Regions from separate parts of the Homo sapiens genome. Here region 2 is linked to region 1. The links are chromatin contacts, found by Hi-C in ENCODE. All regions are on one chromosome and are shown on one strand. The core of a region is the stretch at or near the end of the contact, and the rest is flanking DNA. Distances in the headings are between cores, read along the strand shown.

The links. A loop is a pair of places that touch in the nucleus more often than their neighbours do. Pooled maps may share reads with other maps.
Region 2: a loop to region 1 is called in a map of esophagus muscularis mucosa, with 4 times the contacts of the local background. The contact joins two enhancer-like sites. A Hi-C loop is called at or near these places in 2 of 168 maps with a recorded cell type or tissue (esophagus muscularis mucosa and heart right ventricle) and 7 of 50 pooled maps.

The regions. Positions count from the first base shown.
Region 1 is chr9:88,580,070-88,586,774 of GRCh38, reverse strand. It overlaps a transcript of NXNL2 not described here. Among named protein-coding and RNA genes, the nearest start is that of NXNL2, 48 kb to the right of the region's middle. Within about 2 kb of position 2,719, at least 3 of the 41 ENCODE cell types and tissues checked have a DNase peak (open chromatin) inside an H3K27ac peak, as active enhancers do.
Region 2 is chr9:88,789,599-88,796,354 of GRCh38, reverse strand. No RefSeq gene overlaps it. Among named protein-coding and RNA genes, the nearest start is that of MIR4289, 47 kb to the right of the region's middle. Within about 2 kb of position 4,779, at least 4 of the 41 ENCODE cell types and tissues checked have a DNase peak (open chromatin) inside an H3K27ac peak, as active enhancers do.

The sequences.
Region 1 (6,705 bases), core at 1,470-3,969:
CTTAAATAGCTACTGAAAATAATGTCCAGTAACATTAGGAAAACAAGGAAGCAAAGAAACAGTAGGCCCCACCCAGGAGAGTAAGAAGCAGCTCTAGGGTGAGAAATGCGCCACAGGCCTAGAGGGCAAGCAGCCCAGATGTGACGGGTTTATAGAAGTATGCAGAAGGGAAGACTCTTGGGGAAAGGGAGAAATCTAGTAGAACAAATTATAAAAATTGAACATTTGGGGACAATAACAAAAATATGTGGCTAGAAAATATACAAGTGAAAAATGAGGCAATTAAAAACTCCAGCAGAAACAAAAAGCTCCACAAAACAGGAAATGGACACATTGTATATTCACCTCTTGGGGCCTCAGTGAACAATATGTAAATAGCTATCCTAGTAATAAAAATATTGATTATTGATTCAACTGTATGATAAGATGTGAGAGAAGACAAAAACATGAGGCAAGAAAATCTGTCATTACAGAAAATCATTTCACAATTACTTAATAAAATTGATCAAATCAAGAAGTAATTATATGAGCATACTGACTAAAAGCTATGGAGGTGACTAGCAGAAGAAACTGCTAAGAAGTTTAAAAGTGAGTGACTCTGAGAAGCTGGGCTGGGGGACCTTGGGGAGGGGCAAGGGGACTTATTCTTTTCATTGTGAGATTTTCGGTTCTGTTTGATTCTTTGAATAATAAGTATGTTTTACACTGATAAATATGTATTTATTGATTTTAATAAATAAATATTCCCAATGGATGAACAAACCAACGTCTGGCCTGTGAAAGGGCAGAAAGAAGAAGGGCAGCAATTGGTGGTGAATGTGATGCAGTAAATAACCGAAGCTGGAGGACAGGACCTCCGGAGGCAAGGTGCAGGCAAACCCTTGGAGACAGGTGCAAAATTCAGGTGGAAGGGGAAAGGTGAGAGGGCCTTCCATTCAAGTCCTATCCAGTCGTCACTGCCTGGAGAAATTTATTGTCAAATGTGGTATCAATTCAAATTGAAATGTCTTCACTTTCATCACTCCTTTTTTACTCTCCTAAGCAATACTAGGAAATATTTGCTTTTGATATTCCTGGACACTTGGCAAGGAGTAGAATTTGTTTGTAACACACTGCTGCTGTGTTTATGCACATGGTTGGAACACATTCAGGGAAATTGTACCACAAAAGCCCAAGAAAAGTAATTCCCAGTGGTGAAAATAAACATGGTTTCTGGAGAAAATGCTACATATAATCATCACATGTTTGTCTGGATTCAAGAGAATGTTAAAATCACTTCTCAGGGAAAAGAACTCATCTAGGATAAGTGCACAGAATTGACCATTTTCCAAAACAATGATGGCAGAATTTCAGCTCTGTCTGGTATTATTGGTGTGTGTGGCTCAAAAAGAAACTTAAGAAAATAATTTATCCATGGAAAACTGAGTTGACCTGCTGAGGTGTGTCTTTACTGCTAATGTACATACATGTGAGGAGGGACATAGCCATATAACCTAGACTTCATAAAATGAAGTGAGAATGTGTTTTCTCATTAATTTATCAAGGGTTCTGTGCTTAATGACATGTAAGTGGTGATCTTTATGTCTCACCATTCAGAAACGAGATGTCATGAATTAAGATTTCAAATAGAGCTGAAGCTGTTGCCTCTAACCCTTCACCCTCTTCTTCAGGACCCATTTCTGAACTGACTTAGAAATACAACAGGAGAGGCAAGGCATGGTGGCTCACGCCTGTAATCCCAACACTTTGGGAGGCCAAGTCAGGCAGATCACTTGAGGTCAGGAGTTTGAGGCCAGCCTGGCCAACATGGTAAAACCCCATCTCTACCAAAAAGACAAAAATTAGCTGGGCATGGTGGCGTGTGCCTGTAATCCCAGCTACTCGGGAGGCTGAGGCAGGAGAATTGCTTGAACTCGGAAAGTGGATATTGCAGTGAGCCCAGATTGTGCCACTGCACTCCAGCCTGGGCATCACAGTGAAACTTCATGTAAAAAAAAAAAAAAACGGAAATGCAACAGGAGAAAATACACACCCACACCCCATACCTCATTGTAGCTCAGGAGACTAGCCACAGGTGAACTCCCCTGTCCTTAGAGCCTCTAGGAACTTGGGCTGATAGCTCAGATGGCTCAGACTCAGGAGGATTGATGACTGATCCTCCCTGAGTGGATGGTTTCTTAGCTTCAAACATGTTTTTTCTCTCTGGACATTAAGTGACTGTATTTTTTCGTTCAGGCTGTCATAACAAAATACCACAGGCTGAGTAGTTTAAACAACAGACATTTATTTCTCACTGTTCTGGAGGCTGGAATTCCAAGATTAAGATGCCCGGCAGGATTAGTTTCTAGGCAGAGCTCTCCTCCAGGCTTGCAGACAGCCGCCTTCTCTTTGTGTTCTTGCATGGCTTTTCCTCAGTGAACGCACACACTTCCTGTTCTTATAAGGACACTGGTCCTATCAGATTAAGGCCCCACCCTTATAATCACATTTATAGTTAATTACTTCCTTCCTCCAAACACAGTCAGTGATGAGTTGTAGGACCTCAGGCAAATCACCTCGACAGCCCTTGGCTTCTTCTGAGATGATTTCATGTTTAGAAATACTAAAAACAGACTGGCTGTCAGGCTAAAGAATTGCTTCTTAGTTCCACCAGCTTCTTCCCAGTGATGCTTTCGGATGATTCTGCAGGCAATTGGATTGCTTCCACCAGATGGCTTGGAACAGAAAGTGCAGGCATGGAGAGAAGGTGGCCGCATGTATTAGTTGGCTCCGGCTGCTGAAACAAAATACCATTGACTGAGTGGCTTACAGATAAAAGAAAATTACTTTCTCATAGTTCTAGAGGTAGGGAAGTCCACATCAAGGTGTCAGCTGATTTGGTTCCTGGCAAGGGTTCTCTTCCTGGCTTGCAGACAAGTGCCTTCTCAGTGTGTTCTCACATGGTGGAGAGAAAAGAAGCTCTTTCTCTTCCTCTCCTTATAAGACCACAGTCATATCAGATTAGGGCTACCCTGTGACACATTTAACCCTAATTGCATTCTACAGACCTTGTCTCCAGACACAATCACATTGGGCGTGAGGGCTTCAACATATGAATTTGGTAAATGCAGGACACAATTCAATCCACAGCAATGATAAACCACCACCACCACGACCAAAGTCTAGCTTTCATCCCAAAGCATCAGAGCAGCACAATCTCAGCACCATCCTAAGATTTCATGCCCCCAAAGCGGGGGTGTCTGTGTAGGGTGGAGTCACCCGTGAACAGTCAGACCCCTCAGATGCTGACCAGAGACCAGCGGGGTGATGGAAATCCACTTTAGGGCCAGATTACCATGCAGCGTCAAATACCATTATTCCTGCTCGACCTAAGAAGAGTGAGCTATGGATTGGAGGAATTCAGAGAACATTCCCTCTCACTCTTGGAAGTTGTGCCCTGCTGAAAGAGTGAACCCTGATATTCCAAAGGAACTAAGAAGATAACACTGAGTGGGTCTCCACGAGCATGCCACGCATTAGGGCTTTCATCCACGTTTGCAGTGCAGCGGTAACAAATGCCGCAGAAGCAGAGACTTGAACAGTGCTGCACAGGCTTAGAATCCCAAAACCACCATGGGAATGAGCCCAGTCGGGCCTGCCAGGGGATAAGAGGCCACAGAGAGCAGCATCAAGGTGTCCTAGCTGCCTGGCTGCCCACTGGCCACAGACACATGGAATTGTCCAGTAGAGACCATCAAGCTGGCCCAAACTAGAAGAAATGCCCAACCAACTCCTAGACTAGTAAACCAAAGAAAAGGGGTATCGTTGGGCCAGGCTCAGTGGCTCATACCTGTAATCCCAGCACTTTGGGAGGCCAAGGCGGGAGGATCCCTTGAGGTCAGGAGTTCGAGACCAGCCTGGCCAACATGGCAAAGCCCCATCTCTACTAAAAATACAAAAATTAGCTGGGTGTGGGGCACATATCTGTAATCCCAGCTACTCAGGAGGCTAAGGCACAAGAATTGCTTGAACCCAGGAGGTGGAGGTTGCAGTGAGCCAAGATCGTGCCACTGTGCTCCACCCTGGGTGACAGAGCAAGACTGTCAAAAGAAGAAAGAAAGAAGAAAGAAAGAAAGAGAGAGAGGGAGGGAGGGAGGGGAGGAGGGAGGAAGGAAGGAAGGAAGAAAGGAAGGAAGGAAGGAAGGATTGTTTTAAGCCTCTAAGTTTTGAGATATTTTGCTATGCAGCAAATAGTGCTTAATACTTGCTAATGGTGCAATCTCCCAACTTAGACTGCTTTTCTTTTTTTTCATTTTTTTATTTTTTTGAGATGAAGTCTCTCTCTGTCGCCCAGGCTGGAGTGCAGTGGTGCGATCTCGGCTCACTGCAAGCTCCGCCTCCCGGGTTCACACCATTCTCCTGCCTCAGCCTCCCGAGTAGCTGGGACTACAGGCGCCCGCCACCATGCCCAGCTAATTTTTTGTATTTTTAGCAGAGACAGGGTTTCACCGTGTTAGCCAGGATGGTCTGACCTCGTGATCCGCCCACCTCGGCCTCACAAAGTGCTGGGATTACAGGCGTGAGCCACTGCACCCAGGTCTAGACTGCTTTTCTAATGAAGAACATCCTCCCCTTCCCAAACAAAATTCCATTTCTTTGTACAAATATAGGACTAGAGAGTAGCAAAACCTCCTGCAACTCAAATATTCTTCCAGAAGCCAGGTGAGGAATGACAGAAGTAGTGAATGAGAACCCCGAATGAGCTCTGGGGTGGGGAGTGGTGACAGGAGAGGAAGCCGAAGTCCATAAGGAGATGTGCCAAAACCACTCCTCTCCATGGGCTGCAGCCACCAGAACCGGCCACAAATGTGGTCATCTTGCCCATGGTTAGGCTCACCTTGAAAAACAGAACCTTCTCAACTGTAGAGAAAAGCATAGACATCAGCAAGTACTTATGTGCAGCAAAGTCCATTCCACAATATGTTCTTACTGATCTGGAAACAACACAGTCACAAATAAATGGGTTAAGAAAGTGGTTGCAGCCGGGTGCAGTGGCTCACGCCTGTAATCCCAACACTTTGGGAGGCCGAGGTGGGCGGATCACCTGAGGTCGGGTGTTTGAGACCAGCCTGACGAACATGGAGAAACCCCGTCTCCACTAAAAATACAAAATTAGCCAGGCATGGTGGCACATGCAGGCGCATGCCTGTAATTGCAGCTACTCGGGAGGCTGAGGCGGCTGAGGCGGGAGAATCGCTTGAACCTACGAGGCAGAGGTTGTGGTGAGCTGAGATCACGCCATTGCACTCCTGCAGCCTGGGCAACAAGAGCGAAACTCCATCTCAAAAAAAAAAAAGAAAAAGTGGTTGCTTCATTTAAAATTACTCATGCTCACTATTGCCAAACTCCCCCCAAAAGTGGTAGCATTGCCTTTGTCTTTGGACACACTGGGTGTTGGAGGTCATTGATGAGGAACTCCTTGTGGACCCCCAGCCAGCTTTGTCCTCTTGGTTTCAGTGAAGCTCCAAATAGGCTTCGCCCATTTCTTGCAGTGGGTAGCTGCAGACAGAAGCTCCTTCCAAGGCAGTGGCTGGGACAGCAGCTAAAAGACTTAACTTGGCAGACACTGTGAGTCAGTGCATGAAAAGGCCGGTATGGAGATACAGATTAATTACATAGGGAAAAATAGCAACTGCCCCGAGGAGAAAGCTGCACACAGCACCTTCACCAGGTGAGCCGGGTTAGCATCATCAGTCATGCCACATACTGGCCTTATGTGCCCTCTGATACCACACACTGAGGAGGATACCACGTCACTCTTATGATATTCTTGCAAAAAATAATGCATAAGCTACATTTAATCAGGAGGAACGTGCCACAAAATCATGGCCAGTACTCTTTAAAAAAAGTCTGAAGGTCATTAGAGACAAAGAAAAGTTGTGGAACCATTCCAGACTAAAAGAGACCAAGGACATTTGATGACTTAAATACAGCATGAGATATTGGACTGGGTCCTGGATCAGAGAAAGACATCAGTGGGGCCATGGATGAAATCTGAAGAGCATGGGTGGATTCGTTAACAGTACTGCATCAATGCTAAGTCCCTGGGATTGACTATCTTAACATAATTATGTGAGGTGTAAACACTGGGGAAACTGGGGTAAGGCATACAGAAAATTTTTGTACTGTTTTTGCAACTTTAAGTTCCAACTTATTTCAAAATCAAGTTTAAAAAGTAAAGAATAAAATCTCTTTAAAATTTAACAAGAAGAGAAAAAAAAAGAGAGAAGCTCCCACCACTGTTGGCTGACATCTATGTTCTTTAAATTTAGTGGGAAAGAAATGATCAATTTTGGCCAGGCAAGGTAATCCTAGCACTTTGGAAGACCGAGGCAGGTGGATCACCTGAGGTCAGGAGTTCGACACCAGCCTGGCCAACATGGTGAAATCCCATCTCTACTAAAAATACAAAAAATTAGCCAGGCCTGGTGGCTGGTGCCTGTAATCCCAGCTACTTGGGAGGCTGAGGCAGAAGAATCACTTGAACCCAGGAAGTAGAAGTTGTAGTGAGCTGAGATTTCACCACTGTACTCCAGCCTGGGCAACAAGAGTGAAACTCCATCTCAAAAAAAAAAAAAAAAAGAATTTTTTTTTTTTGAGATGGAGTCTTGCTCTGTCACCCAGGCTAGCGTGCAATGGCGCGATCTTGGCTCACTGCAACCTCTG
Region 2 (6,756 bases), core at 3,530-6,029, 210 kb before region 1:
GTTCTCCTGATAGTGAATAAGTCTCACAAGATCTGATGGTTTTATAAAGGGGAGTTCCCCTACACACACGCTCTTGCCTGCCACCATGTAAGATGTGACTTTACTCCTCATTTGCCTTCTGCCATGATTGTGAGGCCTCCCCAGCCATGTGGAACTGTGAGTCCATTAAACCTCTTCTCTTTATAAATTACCCAGTCTTAGGTTTGTCTTTATTAGCAGTGTGAGAACAGATGAATACAAATATGATTAAGGAAAATATAATATTTTATTTTACTTTCACTTCTTTCTTCTCTGGTGCTCTTCCTTTCTTTACATGGATCTGGGTTTTTGACCTATGTAACATTTCTTCCCCCTGAAAAGCTTCTTTAACTTTTCTTACAGGGAAGATGTGCTGAGGATGATGTGCAGTTTTTGTTAAAAATCTTTGTTTCTCCTCCCTTTTGAACAACAAATTTGGCTAAATATAGAATTCTAGTTTGGTGGGGATTTTTTCTTTCACACTTTAAATATATCACTCCATTCTTTTCTTGCTGACATGGTTTCTTATGAGAACTCTGCTGTAGTCCTTATCCTTATTTTTTTAATAAGTAAAGTTTTTTCTTCCTCTCTGGCTACTTTCAAAATTTGATCTTTGTCTTTAGTTTTCTGCAGTTTGAACATGATATGGTATAAATGTTTTCCCTACAAGCCTAGATTTTTTATGTTCTTTCAATTTCATGGATCTGTGATTTGTACTCTATCATTAATTTGGGAAAGTTTTTGGTCATTATTACTTCAAATATTTATTTTGCTTCATTCTCTCTTCTCCTGTTATTGCAACTGCACTTAGTTATATCTCTTGTAATTGCCCCACAGTACTTTCTTGAATTGTGTGTGTGTGCATGTGTGTGTGTGTGTGTGTGTATTGCAAGTGTCTATTGACCTACCTTAAAGCTCACTGACAGCCTGGGCCACATAGTGAGACCTCATCTCTACAAAGAGTAAAGAAATTTAGCTAGGCATGCTAGTGCACACCTGTAGTACCAGCTACTTGGAAGGCTGAGATGGGAGGATCACTGGAGCCTAGGAGGTCAAGGCTGCAATGAGCCATGATCATAGCACTGCACTGCAACCTTTGTTTCCAAAAATAAAAAATAAAAAATAAAAAGAGCTCACTGATACTTTTCTTGGCCATGACCATATTCAGTCTACTCATGAGCCCATAAAAAGCATTCTTTATTTCTGTCACAGTGCTTTTGACTTTCTAGCTTTTTCTGTTGATTCTTTTTTAGAGTTTCCATCACTCTGCTTTCATTATCCATGTCTTCTTGCAGGTTATCTACTTTTTGCATTAGAGCTCTCAACATATTAATAATAGCTATTTTAAATTCCCTGTGTGATAATTCCAACATGTGTATCATGGGAGAGTCTGCTTCTAATGCTTGCTCTGTCTTTTCAGACTTTGGGTTTCAAGTTTGGTGGGGTTTTTTTGGGGGGTTGGTTGGTTTGCTTGCCTTTTAGCATTGCCTTGTTGAAAGGTTAATACGTTGTCTGGATATAGTGGCTCATGACTGTAATCTCAGAACTTTGGGAGGCCGAGGCAGGAGGATCGCTTGAGACCAGGTGTTTGAGACCAGCCTCAGCAACATAGCAAGACCCTATCTCAGAAAAAAAAAAAAAGAAAGGTGGACATGTTTTATTGAATAATGGGGTCTAAGGCAAATTAGTCTTTAGTTTGAAATTTTACGTGAATTTGGCTAGGAGTTGAACTTTGATTAGTATTTGCTGTAGCCGTATATGCCACAGGCCCCAAATTTCTCCTGGCTTTTGCTCTATTTTTAACTTTGGGCTTCCCTAAGTGCTCTTCCTCGGAGAGAGTCTGTGACTTGCAGCTCTTCCAGCTGTAATTCACTCTTATTCTACCACAGCTCTGTTGGTGTCGTGCTAAGAGGAGTGTGCTTGGGGTTGCGGAGGGGGCATTATTCTATAATCTTATGATTAAATTGTAGTTTTTTTCATGGGCCTCTGTCTCAAGGCTGTGACCCTCACAAGTGTTTCTCTAGTCGTATTGCTTCCTTCCTGTTTGGTGAGACAGGAAGTCTAGAGTGGGCTGGAGTGGGAGCAATGCCTTTTCTCCAGCTGGGGGAAGATTGTAATAAAGTGTTTTTCCCTGACGAGCAGGTCTCTGTTACGGAGAAGGCTCCAGGGGAGCTTCATGAGAATTATTCTTCCCCACCCCTCACCAGAAACAGGAGGAGATCTTGCTTTTCTCTTCATTGTGAGAAGCTGTTGGGATTTCTGAAGGTAAAAACCGTAACAGTGGGTCCCTCTAGGACTGCAGCCCATAGGAGATACCCACTTTCACACTAGTCCATACTCAGCCTCCAGCAAGTCATCAAAATTCATGTTTAAGACTTCCTGCCAGTTACTGCTCCAGCAGCTTCTTCCCCAGGCCAGTAGATCTTGGCTGTGTCTCTGGATTCACCTGTCTCGACAGACTTCAGGGTGTGGTTTGTAATCTCAGTTCTCTGCTGGGTCTAGAAAAAGTCATTGATTTTCAGGTTTTTTTCAGCTTTTTCTTTTTCCTTTTTTTTTTTTTTGAGATGGAGTTTCGCTCTTGTCGCCCAGGCTGGCATGCAATGGCACAATCTCAGCTCACTGCAACCTCCGTCTACCAGGTTCAAGTGATTCTCCTGCCTCAGTCCCCCAAGTAGCTGGAATTACAGGCGTGCACCACCACACCCAGCTAATTCTTTTGTATTTTTAATAGAGACGAGGTTTCACCATGTTGGCCAGGCTGGTCTCAAACTCTTGACCTCAGATGATCTGCCTGTCTCGGCCTCCCAAAGTGTTGGGAAGCTTTTTCTTATTGATGACTTCTGATCTCTTCACATGTCAAAGCTGAACCCAGAAGTCTGATTAATTTTCTTTTTATTTTTTAGGGCCATGTCCCACGCTAAAGGAAGTCTAGCTCCATTAAAAAGTAAACCGTAATGGACCTCCTATTGAGTTTGGAGGAATTGCTGTGGGCTGATTGCACTGATTAAATCATTCATCCTCCATCCAGCATGAACACTTTGCATGCTCCCTGTGGGCCTGTGATTTGGATCTATATATTGGAATGCCCCTACAGAATTCAATGTCTTTAGATCCCAATCTCTTCTCTATTCCTCAACACATGGGGAGCTCCTTGGAATCCCACAATGATTCCTGGTTACAGAGACCCAGACATACTGGGCATGATTGGACCATTCCCTGCCTGAGGCCATGCTGGAGCCAGAGACTGTGTGACAGAGATGCGCTTGTAGTTTAAATATGAGAAGACAGGGTTTAGGGCTGATATTAGGGCCTTAACTACAAAAATCCAAGTGAAATCTGAGAACCCTGATTGTTGTGTTCCAACCTAAGACCCTTTGGTTGTTCCCAAATACCAAATAATTTGGGGGAAATACTGACATACTGACAGCCTCTGAACATTAGAGGTGGTCAGAAACCATGTCTCTTCTCCCAATCCTCCTTACCAGGTGTTGTGTGGAAAGCAAGTCTCAGACTGAACTCATACAGACATTTATTAGCTCTATGTATGAACCAGCTGATGCAGAATCCTTCATAAAACGTGATCTCTTAAGCTTCTATGCTGCTGCATCCTTTTAGGCTCCCTGGGAAGCACATTAAGTATAGAAGAATTCACCCCTGGCAATTGCAACCATTATGGGAAGGTGGGAACATCTGGTCTGTCAGTCCGATCAAGTGAAGGATGAAACAGATTTCCACATCCTGAGCACCACTCCAAAGTGGGGAGACTACTGGGTTTGCTGGATGCTTTTACTCCATTCATACACGGGTGGAGGCAACTTTGCCAGTCTTGCAACCAATCACATATAATTATGCCACTTATTTCATCAAAATAAATTATCCAACAGTCCTTACACTGATCAATGGACCTGTTACTGCTGATTCTGATGGTAATATTTAAAGGCTTGCCTTAGTTGTTTCTGGAAAACTGATTCCAAATTAAGGTCTAAATTAAGGTAGTTAGGATTCCTCATTAGTGTCCTCCACATGGTAAATAAAAGCCCTGGGAGTTTAGATCAATGTTGACATAAACACACACACACACACACACCACACACACACATCACACACACATCACATACACACACATATCACACACACACACACACACCATTCTAAAAACTTAAGAATTTTTAAAGTAAATTACTGACAATACTTTAGCTTACTTTGTTTTTTTATCTTACTTGACTCTGTTGTCTATTGACAACAAAGCCCAGTGTTGTATTCTTAACCACTACTGATCATCAAACATGAATGTTATCATTCTTAGAAAATCAGATGTACAAATAACCCCACACTTTCTGCATGTGTAACATCAGGCAGGTCATTTAACCTTTTTAGGCCCTAATTTCGAAATCTGCAAAGTGAAGTTAATAATGAGAGTTATCTACTTCCAAGAGTGGTTGCCCAAACCCCATGAGATAAGATAAGTCAAGGCACTGTGGAAGCCATATAAGCAACAGGCGTGAGGAAGGCGTCATTAGTTGTCTGCTTCTTGAAGGGAGAACATTCAGGAGGGAAAGGCTGCAGGCTTCCTCATCTGGAAAAACTCCCTGCTGCCTAAAGGAGCACAGAGCATCCTCAAAATCCACACACCCAAACCAACCCCAAAGGCACTTGTTATTCATAAGTGAAAGGTCCTGGGTGTGGGTGGATGAAAGTTGAAAGCTTTCCCAAGTCAAATGAGAATGTTTGCTTCCATTGCCTCACACTGTGGTATGAATAAGAACATTTCCTGGCAGGGTAATGCTTTCCTGTCTTCTCCAAGCCATGAGTTCTTCTGTCACTGACAAATTACTTACAACTTCTGAACTGTGAGCTCTTTTATCACTCCAGACAAAATTCAAAAATTCAGGAGCCCACTGAAGCAGATAGAATGCTTTGGATTGTAAGTAACAGGGAGATTCTAGAAAAGTTGACTTAGTTGCAAAAGGGATTGTCTTGGACCCAGAAGGCCCAGGTGGGCTGACTCAAAAGCTTGACAAAGGCCTGACCACTTCCTCCTCTGCCATCCACAGGGCAGGGCTAAGAGACTCCCAGCAGGCACCTGTACCTGATGGAGTATTATTGGCCAATAAAGTTGTTGAGAAAGACTACATAACAACATGGGAAAATGCTTGAGATGCTAAGAGAAAGACACAGAGGATAAAAAGGTACATAAATACAATTAGACTTGTCCTTAAAGAGAAAAAAGCAAAATTCTGCTTCAAAAAAATTGGAAGAAAATGGACCAAAATATTAACAAGAGCTGTATTTAGGTTTTCTCTGTGCTTTTTCCCTACTTTTCAGTATATTTTAAGTTTTCTTTAAGGACTTTCAAGGTGAAAAGATGTTTATTTTAAAATTTAAAATGAAATAAAGAGATGTTCAGGTCTCCCTGGGAAATTCCTGGTGAATGAACACTGCTTTGCTGTGGGTCATAGAGTTTTGTGACTCTGTCACCCTGATTGAAAACTGAGTAACTCTCGTTTCCATTTTTGGGATACTTCCACTATAATTAACCTGAGAGAGTAGATTCTGCTAGTGGCTAATTAAATTTTTGCCTAATAATGATAGAAAGCTCATTATCTCATTCTATCAGGATACTATTTATCCCAGCATTTCTGTACTTTTAATGACATATTTTGGAATAGATCAAACTTACAAAAAAGTTAACAGAATAATATTTTTTAAAAATCCCATTTCTCCTATGATGGCTTAAATTTTACCATCATTTTCACCATCACACTTTCTTCTATCCATCTATAATCATAAATCACTCATCTGTTTTGGAACCATTTGTGAGCATGCTGCAGATACCCCTAGATACTGCAGTGTGTTTTCCCCAAAGACACTCTCCTACATAAACACTGCACAACTCCTCTAATTGAGAAACCCACACCAATACGTTTGCATCCAACCCACAGACACCATCCCCATTGTGCCAGCTTTCCCAGCACCATCTCTACTTCCTTTCTGGCATATAATTCAATCCAGGTTTGCACGCCATATGCAGTTGTCCTGTCTTTTCAGTCTCCTTCAGTCTGGAGCAGTTCCTTGCCCCTTCTCTGTCTCTCATGTCCTTGGTAGTTTTAGAGAAACTGAGGCATGGTATGTCCTCACAACAGACTCAGGCCAGGTCTCCATGATGGAAACCATGCAGTGCTCAGTGCACATGATGCGGGCACTTCCCACTCCTGCAGAGGGTCGCCTTCATCACCTCAGAGCCTGCCAGTCCTCTCCTCAGCAAAGTCAGCATTTCTCCTTTGCAATTGATGATTATGTTGTGGATGATGTACTGAGACTACAACTCTACCCTTTTCTCGTCAACTCCCACTTACTAGCCACAACACCTAGTAATGACTTCTCCCTGAATCACCACCCTTTTGGTGATTTCCAAGTGATAATTTTGTAATTCCATCATTCCTTTTGCATGCATTAGTCAGCATTCTACTTAAGGGAGAGGCTTCTCTTTTTTCCATTTACTCATTCATTTATATCAGGGTGGACTCATGGGGGCCTATTTCCTTCAATGGGCTATAGTCTACTACTATGATAATTTATCTTGATGCCCAAAATGCCCAAGATAAGACCAGTAGAGACCTCCACAATTTTAATCCTGTATCTTTTAAACACAACTCCATCATTAAAAAGCTCTGAAAACCCCCTCAGCAATTTTGTTCTTGTTCTCTAAAAAGTGAAAAGTACTCACATCATGAATGA